Regions from separate parts of the Homo sapiens genome. Here regions 1 and 2 are each linked to region 3. A link is an interaction called in ENCODE POLR2A ChIA-PET data of the cell type or tissue named here. Cell type or tissue: MCF 10A. All regions are shown on one strand.

Region 1 (4,000 bases), 150 kb after region 3:
TCGATGGAAGATCCATTTTCAAATTTCAAAAGGGCTGTTAAAACACTTAGTTCTGTATTATAGAGATACACAAATGGATATAACAAACTGGATGTCTCTTCTGCAGCTGTTTCAATTCGTATGCCATGTTTTCTATCCTTCTTGCTCCTGGCAATTTTCTTTCCTGAAGCATATCACACCTTCTTACATTTGACAAGCATTTTCACAGCTACTGCCACTCCCTGCTGCCAAACAAAACCCAGCCCTGTTTGAATTCTTGAGGGCTGAGGGATGGAGAGGAGACCTGTTTGACTTTGAAATGGTTTTAACGTCACTTTGTATACAGAACAAAAATGGAAAACCAGATCCTGTGTTTGTCTAAAAACTAAAATTTCAAAACCTAACCTGAGGTGGAGAAACAGATACTACAGGGCAAGGAAATGTCTGGGCTCACCGCAAAGGAATGCAGCAAGGGAACCACCTGCAGACACCTGTTTAAGAGTTTACGTTTTTGTTCTTCCACACGATTATTATCTTAGTATCTCAACTGGCTATACATGCTTTTAGGAAAGTTGCAGGGATCATATTCTAAGGCGTATCAAATATGTTCAGAGTGCAAGCATGAGCAGAATCTCTCCTCTCTGCTAGTGAGGTCCTGTAGGTCTACAAGTTACTAACTTCAGGCTTACAGAATGTTAGAAGTAACGGGTGCATATCCTGTAATCAATCCCGGTATTGAGCAAACAGGCACAAATGACACCCAGCAAGAAAAATGACTTGCTCAAGACACCACAGCAAGTTCATGGTTTTCTGAACTGAATTCCAAGTTTCATAACTTCTAATTAATCCTCCTTTTTTTCCCCCAGTACAGCTAATATGCTTTTTGTGAATAATAACATATAATAGGTGTAATCTGTCAGAACTATTTAATAGTTGATAGTATGTATCCTCAGTTTATTGAGGTTCAAGCTCTTCTGAGTATTATAATACTTTCTATTGGTATTTTCTCTCTTGAGCTATTCCCTACCTTGAATCTTTCAGACTAGAGATTTCAGAAGATTACGTAGTGTCTGTGACTTCAACTACACATGGATAGTCCACAGGACTCTGGACTTTCACGGTTCCATGTCAGTTGGACAGGTGTTACTCTAAGGCCCTGCAAAAATATAAAGTAGTTTGAGAATCACTCTCCTGTTAATCTTCAGTAAAATTCTGAGCTATTTATATGTGAGATTGAGAGGCAGCTTGGTAGGATGGAAAGAGTTTAGACTTTGTAGTTCTACTGCCCCAGGTTTGTATCCCAGCTTTATTTCCTAACAGTGTAGCCTTGGGCAAATTGCTTAACCTCTCCGAGGCTCAGTTTCTTCAAATAAAAAAATGGAATAAGCCTTCCCTTGCAGAGTTGTTAATATTATATGAACGTTATATATGTGAAGTGCCCAACTCCTTGCAAATACCTAATATACACCAGCTTCCTTCCCAGGCTTTTGCTGGTCAGATCTGGTTTCCACTTAACTTTGGCTGTTGGAAGATAAGATAATTTATTATGAAGATAATTGTCTGGTAATTGTCATGAGAATTCAGTTGATGATAATTGAATGATTTGTTTACCTTTCTGTCTAAAGAGTTGCAACTCATGGGGGTCGTGTGTGTGTGTGTGTGTGTGTGTGTGTGTGTGTGTGTGTGTGTTACTTACAATGTTTTTGCCATCTCTTCCTGTATGACAGTATTTGATTAGTCAGGTCTTAAAATGCTAAACACTTTATCCTTTTCTTTTAATTTCAATTTTAGATTTTGGGGGTACATATGCAGGTTCGTTACAAGATTGTATTGTGTGATGCTGAAGTTTGGGCTTCTATCGATCCCATCATCCACACTGTGAACATAATACCTGACAGGAAGTGTCTCAGCCCTTTCTCCCCCTCCTTCCTTCCTTCCTTTTGGATTCCCAAGTGTCTGTTATTCCCATCTTTACATCCATGTGTACCCAAGTTTTCGCTATAAAGAAAAAAAAAACCCTGAATACCTATTGCATGCCTCACTGTAGAGGCTACAGGATTCACAAAACAAGGCCCCATACCCTGGGCATTGATAAAAGGAAGGAAAAATGTAGCTTTCAAAAAAATGAAAATTGACTTTGTTGAAGGGTATTGTAATAGAATCATAAAACTGAGTGAGGAAGGAATGTATTCTAACTACACAATTAGGGAATACTTTGTGGAGGAGGTGGGTTCTGGATTTTGAAGACGGAGTATGATCTTTGACAGATGGTGTTCGGTGGGAATGAGGAAAAAGAAAGGTGAGCTTCAGCCAGGGATTGGAGGTGGAAAAAATGAACACATGGGTGGCGATGATTCAGGCAGAGGGGCAGGAATGTGAAGGAACTAAGACATAAAAGTAGAAAGACAGTTTAGGCCTGGTTTATGAGGGGGTCTTTGAATGGCAAACTCACCTTTGGTGGTCCACGGGAAGGTTTGTTAGAACTGCAGGAGTGTGCCCAAACCTATATGTCAAGCCACTAACTGCCAGCCATCAGTTTGAAAACCGAAGCAATTAAGATCGCTGTCCATCTTACCTGAAAGGGAAGCTTTGCACTCTAACTTGAAGTAGCCTAGAAATTTCAGAAGGTTACATAGTGTCTGTGACTTCAGCTACACATGGATAATCCACAAGACTCTGGACTTATTTTCACTGTTGTGTAATAGGGTTAGTTTTGTTTTTAGCAGATTCTCCCAAGGAAGTGTGGTAATCACATTTCTCAAACCATTACATTAACTGCTGTTAGCAATAAATTATTGCTTATGTGCTAAAAGTCAAAAAAAGCTTTTCCCCTTTGGAACTTCTTTACTATACTCCCTGATATGTTTTGCTGTCCTAGAAACTGGTGTTTGTGTGTGTGTGTTTGTGTGTGTATGTGTGTGTGTGTGTGTTCAATTGAGTCAAGAACAGAGGAGAGGAGACTCAGGCTGAAAATGTCAAGTTATTTTGAGTCAAATATTTGTACATTTACTTTGGAAGTTATCACTAAAAAACAAAAAGTGTGTGTCTCTTTGTGTCTGTATCTGTGTGAATCTGTGTGCACTCATTGGTATAAAAGGAGGAATACTCTTCTCAAAAGTACACACCAATGTTCTTGTCCAAAAGCCTACTTTCATATATGTGAATGTGAATTCCTACATTCTGTGTGTTTGCTTCTCCTCACTATAGCCCATTTCTAACATATCCCAACTTAATTTCCTAAATCTGTCCTATCTACATACCACAAAGTGCTTAACTGAGAAATTAACTTCTGTGTTACAGATAAATGGAAGTTAGATTAAAAGGATAATACATTTTCATTTTTAGTGTTCTTAAATAATCCTTTTTATTGTAAATAAATATAACGTTAACTCCGATAAGTCCAGACTACTTCACTGAGTTCACCACCGAAATGTTTTCACAAAATCAGCATCGTTATACCTTGGCTTTTATAAGAAGTTAGTATACGAAACTTGTATAGGAAAATGTCTCTGTATTATCTATGAAACTGTTAATAAATATGTTTTCCATCATGTCCATGTCATCGTTTACATATACGAGATGATTTCCTCTTAGAATTCATTCTAAACTTCTTTAACAGAAATTATCTTTTTTTGATTCATATTCTCCCTTTTGTCCTGGTTACCAGACAGCACAAGTGACCATCATGTTTAGATTTCTGATACAGTTCTCTCTTCCATTCCTCTCTGTAGCCTCTGATTTTTTTTTCAGACTTCAGTTGGAAAAATCCTAATGAATGTAACTTTTAGTTACAGGTTGAATTCTTTTGAATGTGTATATTTAAAATAAGTAATGCACATAGTTAAAAAGAAACATGTTTTTAAAACAGTGGTTCTCAATTATAGCTAAATATTTAGAATTATCTGGATGGTTTTAAAACTCTGATACCCAGGCAGCATCCTAGATCACTCAAATCAGAATATCTGGGTTTGGTCACGGACATCAGTATTTTTTTTTTAAAGCTGCCCAATGTCATTCCAAT
Region 2 (4,000 bases), 180 kb after region 3:
ATAATAAGAGATGATTAGGTTATGAGGGCTCTCCCCTTATGAATGGATTGATGCCATTATTTTGGAAGTAGGTTAGTTATTGAGAGAGTAGGATGTTATAAAGTGAGTTTGACTCCCTCTTGCTCTCTTGCTGTCATCCTCTCTTGACCTTCTGCCTTCTGCCCTGGAATGACACAGTATGAAGGCCCTCACCAGATGCTGGCACCATGATCTTGGACTTCCCACCCTCCATTATCATAAACCAAGTAAATTTATGTTGTTCAAAAGTGACACAGTCAGTGGTATTGTATTATAGCAACACAAAGCAAACTAAGATAGCAACTGAGGACTTCAAAGGTATGTATTTCAAGAGAAAACTATATCACATTTTAAGATTAGCATTAGGAGGGCTGGGTGTGGTGGCTCACTCCTGTAACCCCAGCACTTTGGGAGGCCAAGGCAGGTGGATCACCTGAGGTCAGCAGTTCGATACCAGCCTGGCCAAACATGGTGAAACCCCATCTCTACTAAAAATACAGAAAAAAAAAATTGGTGAGCACAGTGTCGGGCACCTGTAATCCCGGCTACTCAGGAGGCTGAGGCAGGAGAATCGCTTGAACCCGGGAAGTGGAGGTTGCAGTGAGCCGAGATTGTGCCAGTGCACTACAGACTGGGCAAAAAGAGGGAGACTCTGTCTCAAAAAAAAAAAAGGTTAGCATTAGAAGTCAGGCAGCATCACTGCTATGACATTCTCTTGGCCAGGCAGTTGCATAGGTTCTCCCAAGACCTCACCTCTTAGTGGTGGACTGTTAGTATCACATTGTGAGATGGGATGTGTTTTGGTGTAGTCATCTTTGAAAATTACAACTTGCCATAGCATATGAACAGATAACACTATACTTGGGTTCTCTGCTATGGTGCTGTGAAAGAACAGAAGAGGAGAGTGATTAACAGAAGAGGTAACATTCACATATCATGGGCCATATAATTTGATGTATGTAACTTGTTAAGGAAATACGTTCAAGGCAGGGGCAACAGCAGGTGGAAAGGCATGAAAGAACAATGAGCACAAAGTGTTTAAAAGCTTGGGTTGACAGGAACAAAGACTGAGTTGTAGGAGAGGTGACAGGCTAGGGGCCTAGACAGGGGAGGTAGGACAGCATCCTGAAGGGCCTTGAACATCAAGTTAAAACGTTTGGCTTTGGGGAGCAGTCACTGTCTTTAGAGCACAGGCATATAAACTGATCGTCTTTGGTAATCTCTTCCATCTACAATCTTTCTTTCCTTTGATAGTAAACATATCATCTCTGTTAAAGTTGCTTCCTAGCTTAAACTGAACACAGACTCCAAACCATTGAAGCACTTTAGATTTTTTTCTTTTTTTTTTTTCCTTTTCTTTTACTCACCACAAACAACTCTAGAATGGCATGCATTTGAACAAACCAAAAGTGATTTCACTCTTCTAATTTTCAGTGCTTTTTGGCTAAATGCAGAGTGAGAAATTCATACCTTTTTCAAGCAGTGTGGGTTCTTTTTCCCAATTTCTGTCATCCATCTGGTTCTCTGGAGGTCTTGGAATCCAGGAAAGTGTTAGTTCACTGTGCTGAAATCCAAAAAAGACTGCTAAACTGTGAAAGAAAATTTGCATTCCAGAGACACTGAAAGAGTTAGTCCACCACCCTTTTGCAACAGCAAGGAGAAAACATCTGTATTTCCTGCCTCTTTGTCTTTAAGCAGTTATAGAATGGAAAACCCTATACTCCCTGGCTGTGCGTTTCATACCTAGTTAATCTAAATCACTTTTGGCAGGGTGGGGGAGGAATCAAAACATGGAATTATTTTATTTCTAGTGTCAGAAAATATTACAGCCAAGATACTGTTTAAGGGAAGCAAATTACTTCACCAGCTTCCTTTTGAGCTCCTCATGAGGTTTAATTCTCATGAATGGGTCCTAGAGCCGACATTTGACATACACATCAGCAGTGCCCTCTTCGGAAGGGAACCGCACAGTCACAGCCATGATGTTGGCATGTCTTTATGGCCTTCCTAAGTCATGTGCTGTCTTTTGTCTTCCATTGGCAGAAATACAATTAGAAGGCCTTGTTCTCAACAGAAGCCAAATGATTGCCAAATCTGTTCAACTGATCTCTAGAGAATTGAAGTTAGCTCATGGCCCTCTGGCTGTTCTCTTTGCCACTCCCAGGAGTTATAGGCTTAAAGTTATCCCTTTCTTTTGAAAGAGGATCAAGTTTGGTTCAAAGAAGCTTTTCTATCATCCCCAGGAGTACAAAGAGAGCCCTTCCATGACCCTAGTTGTTTGGCTCAGACCACTTATAGCTTACTGTAATTTAGGAAGTAATTGTAATTCATAAAGCCAGGTAGATAATAAACATCTTGGCAGGGTTGAGTTTCAGGCAGCTCTGAAGGGAACCAACATGTGAGTGGAATGGTATTGGGAACATTTCTAGTCTCTGCTTGCAGATCTTGATTCTAATGGATGACTCAAACTGGTTTAATTCTGATCTGAAATGTGCAGGCAGGCAGTCATTACTCTGTATACACATAGCTGAAAACATCATCACTTAAGCATGGGTTTTAGACATTCTCCTGGATGAGTTAGTTACCCATGGTAGACAAATACTGTAAGTAAAAAGAGCATTCTCCTAATTTCTATGTTGTGTGATTAACTTCAGATCATTTATATTCCTGGAGAAATATGTAGCACTATTTTTTCTTTAAAAGATATATTCTTGCTGAGGTAGAATAAAGAACAGAAAAGTTGTAAGAGGCCTTAGATTTTAGGTTATTTAATGTCATTTAATTTTGTATTCAACCAATACTTACTGATTGCCTGTTATGTCTTAAGCGCTGCCGCAGAGGCTGCAAATGCAGTAGTGTCTTGAACAAACTAGTGTAAGATGAACAATAAGCATGGCAGAAGCATAGTAGCAACTAAATTCATGAAGTGATATCATAGTGATAAGCACTATGAAGAAAGCAACAGGATAAAGAGACAGAGTCTGGCTCTGGAGAGGGGGCTGCTGAAATAGTGTGGTGATGCAGGCCATCTGAGGATAGTAATGAAATTTGGGGGATGTCTATGGGAGTAGATGCTGTTGGATGAATCTTTGGAGTACTCCCAAATGATTGTTCATTCATTTACTTACTAAAATATTTACTGAGCTCCTTCTCTGTGCCCCAGGCATTGTTCTGGAAACTGAGGGTGATGCTTTGAACAAGACAAAGAACCATGCCCTATTGAAGCTTTTGTTCAGCCCTCAAATCACTCCATTTCAAGGGACCAAAAGCCCTATTAACTTAATTCCCTTATTTTATAGCTGACGGAATTTAGGCCCAGGGAGGAAATGCTTTGTACAAAACTCACTGCTGGTGGCTGACGTTGGCAAGACTGGAATACAGCCCTTGACTTCTGCTTTATTTCTCCTTGCCACTGAGCCATACAGAGTCTCTGTAACCATCTATGTCAGCAATTCTAGTTTAGTGCTGGGGTTGGTTAGCACTGTGACCCAAAGATAAGTCTTTTTCTCTATCAAGGCCTCATGTCTACTCTTAATAAAGGTAACAAAATTGAGGGTTGTTAAGATGGGGCTTCACAGGCGTGGGTACCAGGGGCTTTGTTGGACCTTGATTACGGTTAAGTCAAGAAAATGGACCTTGCCAAGTATAACTGCCGCAAACTAGACAGAGAACTGTATGAGACTTCTTATTGGCTCATAGACTTCTCTGTACACACTCTAAATGCATGGTATGTAACTACTCCATCACTTGATAGGCATTCCAGGTATGTAAACTAAATAAGATACATGGCAAGAAAAATTACCTGCTGAAGACAAAACAACAAAAACAAAATAATCTGTATTTTTCCAAACTCAATATTCAATATTCAAGGGAGTATGGGTACTTGTGTATATATTTTATACTTGTCTACTTCTCTCCAGTAATAAGAATGATAGAAGTTGGCTCAGTTGATTAGTCAGAGGCTGTTGAACCAAGATGTAGG
Region 3 (4,000 bases):
ATAATATTGACTAATTAGTCAGCCAGAAATGAGAGCTCTAAACATGCTCTTTTTGTGTCATTTACTGCATTTGTGGAGCATCTAATTATAAAGAAAATAAGTATTCTTCATTGGTTGCTAGTAAAGCTGCCACTGAAGGGCAAAAAGACATATAGCAATCATTGTTTAAATAGAAGCGCTTGAAAATTTTCCATTAATTTTCGTGTTTGCATTTTGAATGCTTTCTTGCTCACACTTGAGGTATCAAACTGAACAAGTCTGAACTGACTGCGTAAGAATTTAAGCAAGAACTGGGAGGGGTAGAAATGAGGAAGCTATTTGCATTCCTGGAAGACAAAACTCACGTTTATAATCTTTCTTGATACTAAGGCAGTTTGTTTCCCAAATGCTATTTATGGTGAGCTTTTTGTCTTCAAATGTTTGTTATAAGACTCTTTTTTTTTTTTAATCATCCAGTGCAGAAGTTCATGAAAGAAAGTGAAAGTGCACCCATACCCCCATTCATTTTCCAGAGCTTACCCTGTTTGGTACATTATCTTGTTGGCTCATGTTTTGCTTGGTTTTGTTTATGCAACTTTTTCTTATTAATTTGTTGTTGTCGTTGGATGGAGTTAGGGAGGGTTAAAGGACTGGAGTAAAAATGCTATTTATCTTTACCCCTTCTTCACTTACAGTGTGTGTACGTTGATGGAGGGGGTGGTGGGGATAGAGGGTGATTTTACCTGCTCCATTTTTGTTTCTATTTGCTGCTACCAGCTTGCTTCTTAACCCTGGGCAGAGGCTGCCCTGCAGGCAGGAGCAGAATAAGCTGTCTGTGCCCTTCCTCTTCCTATACCTTTGAAGATTGGTGCCTTTCACTGTTTTCCAATCGCTTGTTCTTTCCATAAGCTCGTTCCCTTCTCTCCACTGCTTTGACAACACCTTTTAGAGTTGCTCCTGGAGCTGCTGCCAAGACAATAGTATGTTTTCTCTTTTAAAGGTCTAAACCCTGGGAGGAGAGGAACTGGAGGAATTGAGTCAATATAATATACGAATCACTTTATATTTTACTATCTATAATTTAGTTTTTGACTTCCATTTCTAAGGAAAAAATTGTTTTCTTTTATTGTTTTTTTTTTTTCTGTTTCCATTCAGCACTCGTGTACTGAGAATCCCCAAGCTATATTAAGTCCCATTTGGGCCATTAATGTGTGTGCAACATGGTCTGTCTGTTCCAGTAGAGAAAAAGGCATATAAATAACTTTCTTATCACTGGTTATATGCTTTGAAGGAGTACAAATTAAACAACCTGTGGAAGTTCAAGTAAAAGAAAGCTTATTTCCAGTCACGAGAAGTTAAATGTGAGCTGGGCAGATTCATAATAGAGAAGTACCGTTTTTTTGTTTGTTTGTTTGTTTTTAACTCTGAGGGCCCTGTGAGCTTGGTCAATTTACATCATCTCATGAATGACATAGGGCCCTATATGTGGAAACAAATAACAACAACAACAAACCACTGTAGAGTCATATCAAAGAAAAATGAAGGTGGTATTCATCCACATCAATATTAAGATAAATTATTAAATATTTATAAAACTCTTTGACAGTGTACAGCCTCTATAATTAATCAATGTAGCACTTTCTCAATACTTCCCCATTTTAATTAGTACCAACATCAATCATAATTAGGCTCATGCTTTGGTCTCTCTGAGACTTTTAAAACATTATGGGTAGGGGGCATTTTTCAGGATTCAGGTATCAGCTAAGAGTTCATTTAGCCAGTAGATCGTGACCATTCTTCCTCTCCCTGAAGCTATGATTCTGGATACTGTGGCTCTTCCTGCTCCTCCAGACATAGAGAAAATGGACAAGTTTCTCCTTCCCCATTTTGAGTGCATGATGTGAAAACTTAGCTTGTCCAGCCAAACTGGAGGAAGGAGAGGCGGGACTTATTGGAGTAACTGAAAAGAGAAAAATTGGAATATGAGCAGTACCAATACTCAGTCTCTTAAGGAAGGGTAGAGTCCCTTTCTTTCTGTCTCTGTAATTTTTTTCTTTTTTGTTTTTTTTTTTTTCAAAGAAGATTGCATAAGATTCTGTCTCTCTAGGAGATGACTGATGAAATATACCCCCTGGGTCATTTGCATCTTACTCCTTTGTAGTGTAGGGAAGAACATTCCAAACCCATTATAAGCACTTACTGTTGTTGGGCATGTCATAACAAACACAATACCTTTCTGGAATATACTGCTGAGCCCTTGGCTTTTTGCTGAATTTGCCTAAAAGCCCTTCTGCCTATTGAGTGGCCACATTCTGAACTAGTTATACTTGGTTAAGTTTTCACACAGTACACTCTGGGATACTAGGGTTGCAACAATTTAAAAAAGAACATAGATGGAAGCTTTATATCTCAAAAGCTCCTACCTTTGACTTCCCTGACAATTTTTCCTTCTCCTGCTCTTCAACTCTATGTTTCCCAACTTTGTTTTTGTAAACACGAAAAGTAAATTTTTTACCATTTTGTGCCTAATTCCTCTTCTTTCTCTCTTCTCTTTTTACTCATCACAGGAATGTCTTAGCTTTCCTTCCTTCTCCAATCTGCCTTGGGTATAGAGTCACGCCTTTAAATCTTTTAGCATACCACAATGTAACTTACATAAGGAAATGTTTAATTTGGGAACCTCAATTGGTTTTGTTAACACTGCTGCACCGAAGCTCTAGCTGAATTCACATAATCTCATGATTTTAGTAAAGGTAACAAAGGAAAACGATTATGTAAGTACCTACTTTTCAACAAACATTGGGCTGGGTTTCTTCTTTACATTTTCTCATTTAATCTTCATAATAACCCTGCTAGATAAGGTTTACCATCTCATTTTGCAATGTGGAATCTGGAGCCCAGAGATATTAAATACCTTGTACGAGAGTAGGTGTGCAAAGCTAAACTTTGAACCTAGGCATCTCTGACTTCAAAGTCTATGCTTTTTCCACCTCATAGAAAGACCATCCAGAAGATCAAGTGTTGGAACCTTCCGAGGCTGTGACATATTTATTACTTCAAAGTTTATTATCACAGGACATGCATGCTGCTTTAGCAACTAGAAGTGTGTGAATGAATATTACTATTGTGTTGCATAAGTCCTTGGCAATATTACTTTTTAGGTGCCATTCTAATCCTGCCCTGTTTGGAATAATTGTGATTACGAGGGCATAGGAGTAATTCAGAAATTTTTTGAAGAAATTTCTCCCACAGCATTAGCCTTAGTTATGAGTATAATACAAAAGAAGAGGACCAGCCCTGCTGGAAGGTAAATGAAAAGATGGAGGAATTGAACGATTACATAACAGCTGTTCAGACTTGTGGTACTGATTAGAGTCATTTGTAGAGATGAAGCAGTGTGTCAAGCCAGTGTGGGCTAGGGTATACTGGGAAGTTCTCACAGACAGAATGAAGTGGGTTGCGGCAAGCCCTGAGGTATGGCAAAATCTGGACAGCTAGCCTGGATCTTCATTTTTCATTAGTTGGCTTCCTTAACTGCTCAACAAGTAGACCAAACAAACAAACCACGCATACACACAAAGCAAAGAAGTAAATAAAGAATGGTGGGGCTAAGACTGTGAATAGCTCCTAGCAAATTAGAGAAATAGCTTCAAGTATATGCCTTCTGGATGATGTATGTTTGTATATGAAGGACAACACATCAAGGGGTGTTGGTAGTAATCTGTGCTAAGCTTAGAAGCCAGTATATCATTGTTCTAGTTCTATTTCTACTGTCGAGTGGCTTTATAGCCTTAGACAAGTCATGTAACCGTTCAGGCCCCAAATGTCCTTCTGGAATTACAGGGATTGAACTGGATGAATAAAAAGTTCTATTTCAACTCCAACATTTAATAATTCTAAAGTTCTTAGTGAGCTCTGATTGCTCATTTGCATTACATAGGCATATATTAACCATTTTAATATGTATCAGAAAAGGTATGTTCTTTTTCCTCAGAAATGTTGAAGCCTGACTTTGTTATAG

Evidence for each region. ChIA-PET counts read pairs that join two places held together with the same protein. Peaks named below come from ENCODE experiments on the same cell type or tissue, not always from the same donor. Only the 100,000 strongest peaks of a DNase experiment are listed, where the experiment ranks them.
Region 1: POLR2A ChIA-PET joins it to region 3 with 10 read pairs; 2 of 35 experiments call an interaction of 5 or more read pairs at or near these places.
Region 2: POLR2A ChIA-PET joins it to region 3 with 12 read pairs; 2 of 35 experiments call an interaction of 5 or more read pairs at or near these places.

The regions. Positions count from the first base shown.
Region 1 is chr3:188,817,404-188,821,403 of GRCh38, forward strand. The region is part of intron 9 of LPP (LIM domain containing preferred translocation partner in lipoma); the gene reads left to right. Among named protein-coding and RNA genes, the nearest start is that of TPRG1-AS1, 130 kb to the right of the region's middle. In MCF 10A, no CTCF peak of the experiment used is centred here; no DNase peak of the experiment used is centred here.
Region 2 is chr3:188,852,474-188,856,473 of GRCh38, forward strand. All of the region lies in intron 9 of LPP (LIM domain containing preferred translocation partner in lipoma), which reads left to right. Among named protein-coding and RNA genes, the nearest start is that of TPRG1-AS1, 93 kb to the right of the region's middle. In MCF 10A, no CTCF peak of the experiment used is centred here; a DNase peak (open chromatin) is centred at 2,108.
Region 3 is chr3:188,671,853-188,675,852 of GRCh38, forward strand. All of the region lies in intron 7 of LPP (LIM domain containing preferred translocation partner in lipoma), which reads left to right. Among named protein-coding and RNA genes, the nearest start is that of MIR28, 15 kb to the right of the region's middle. In MCF 10A, no CTCF peak of the experiment used is centred here; a DNase peak (open chromatin) is centred at 2,139.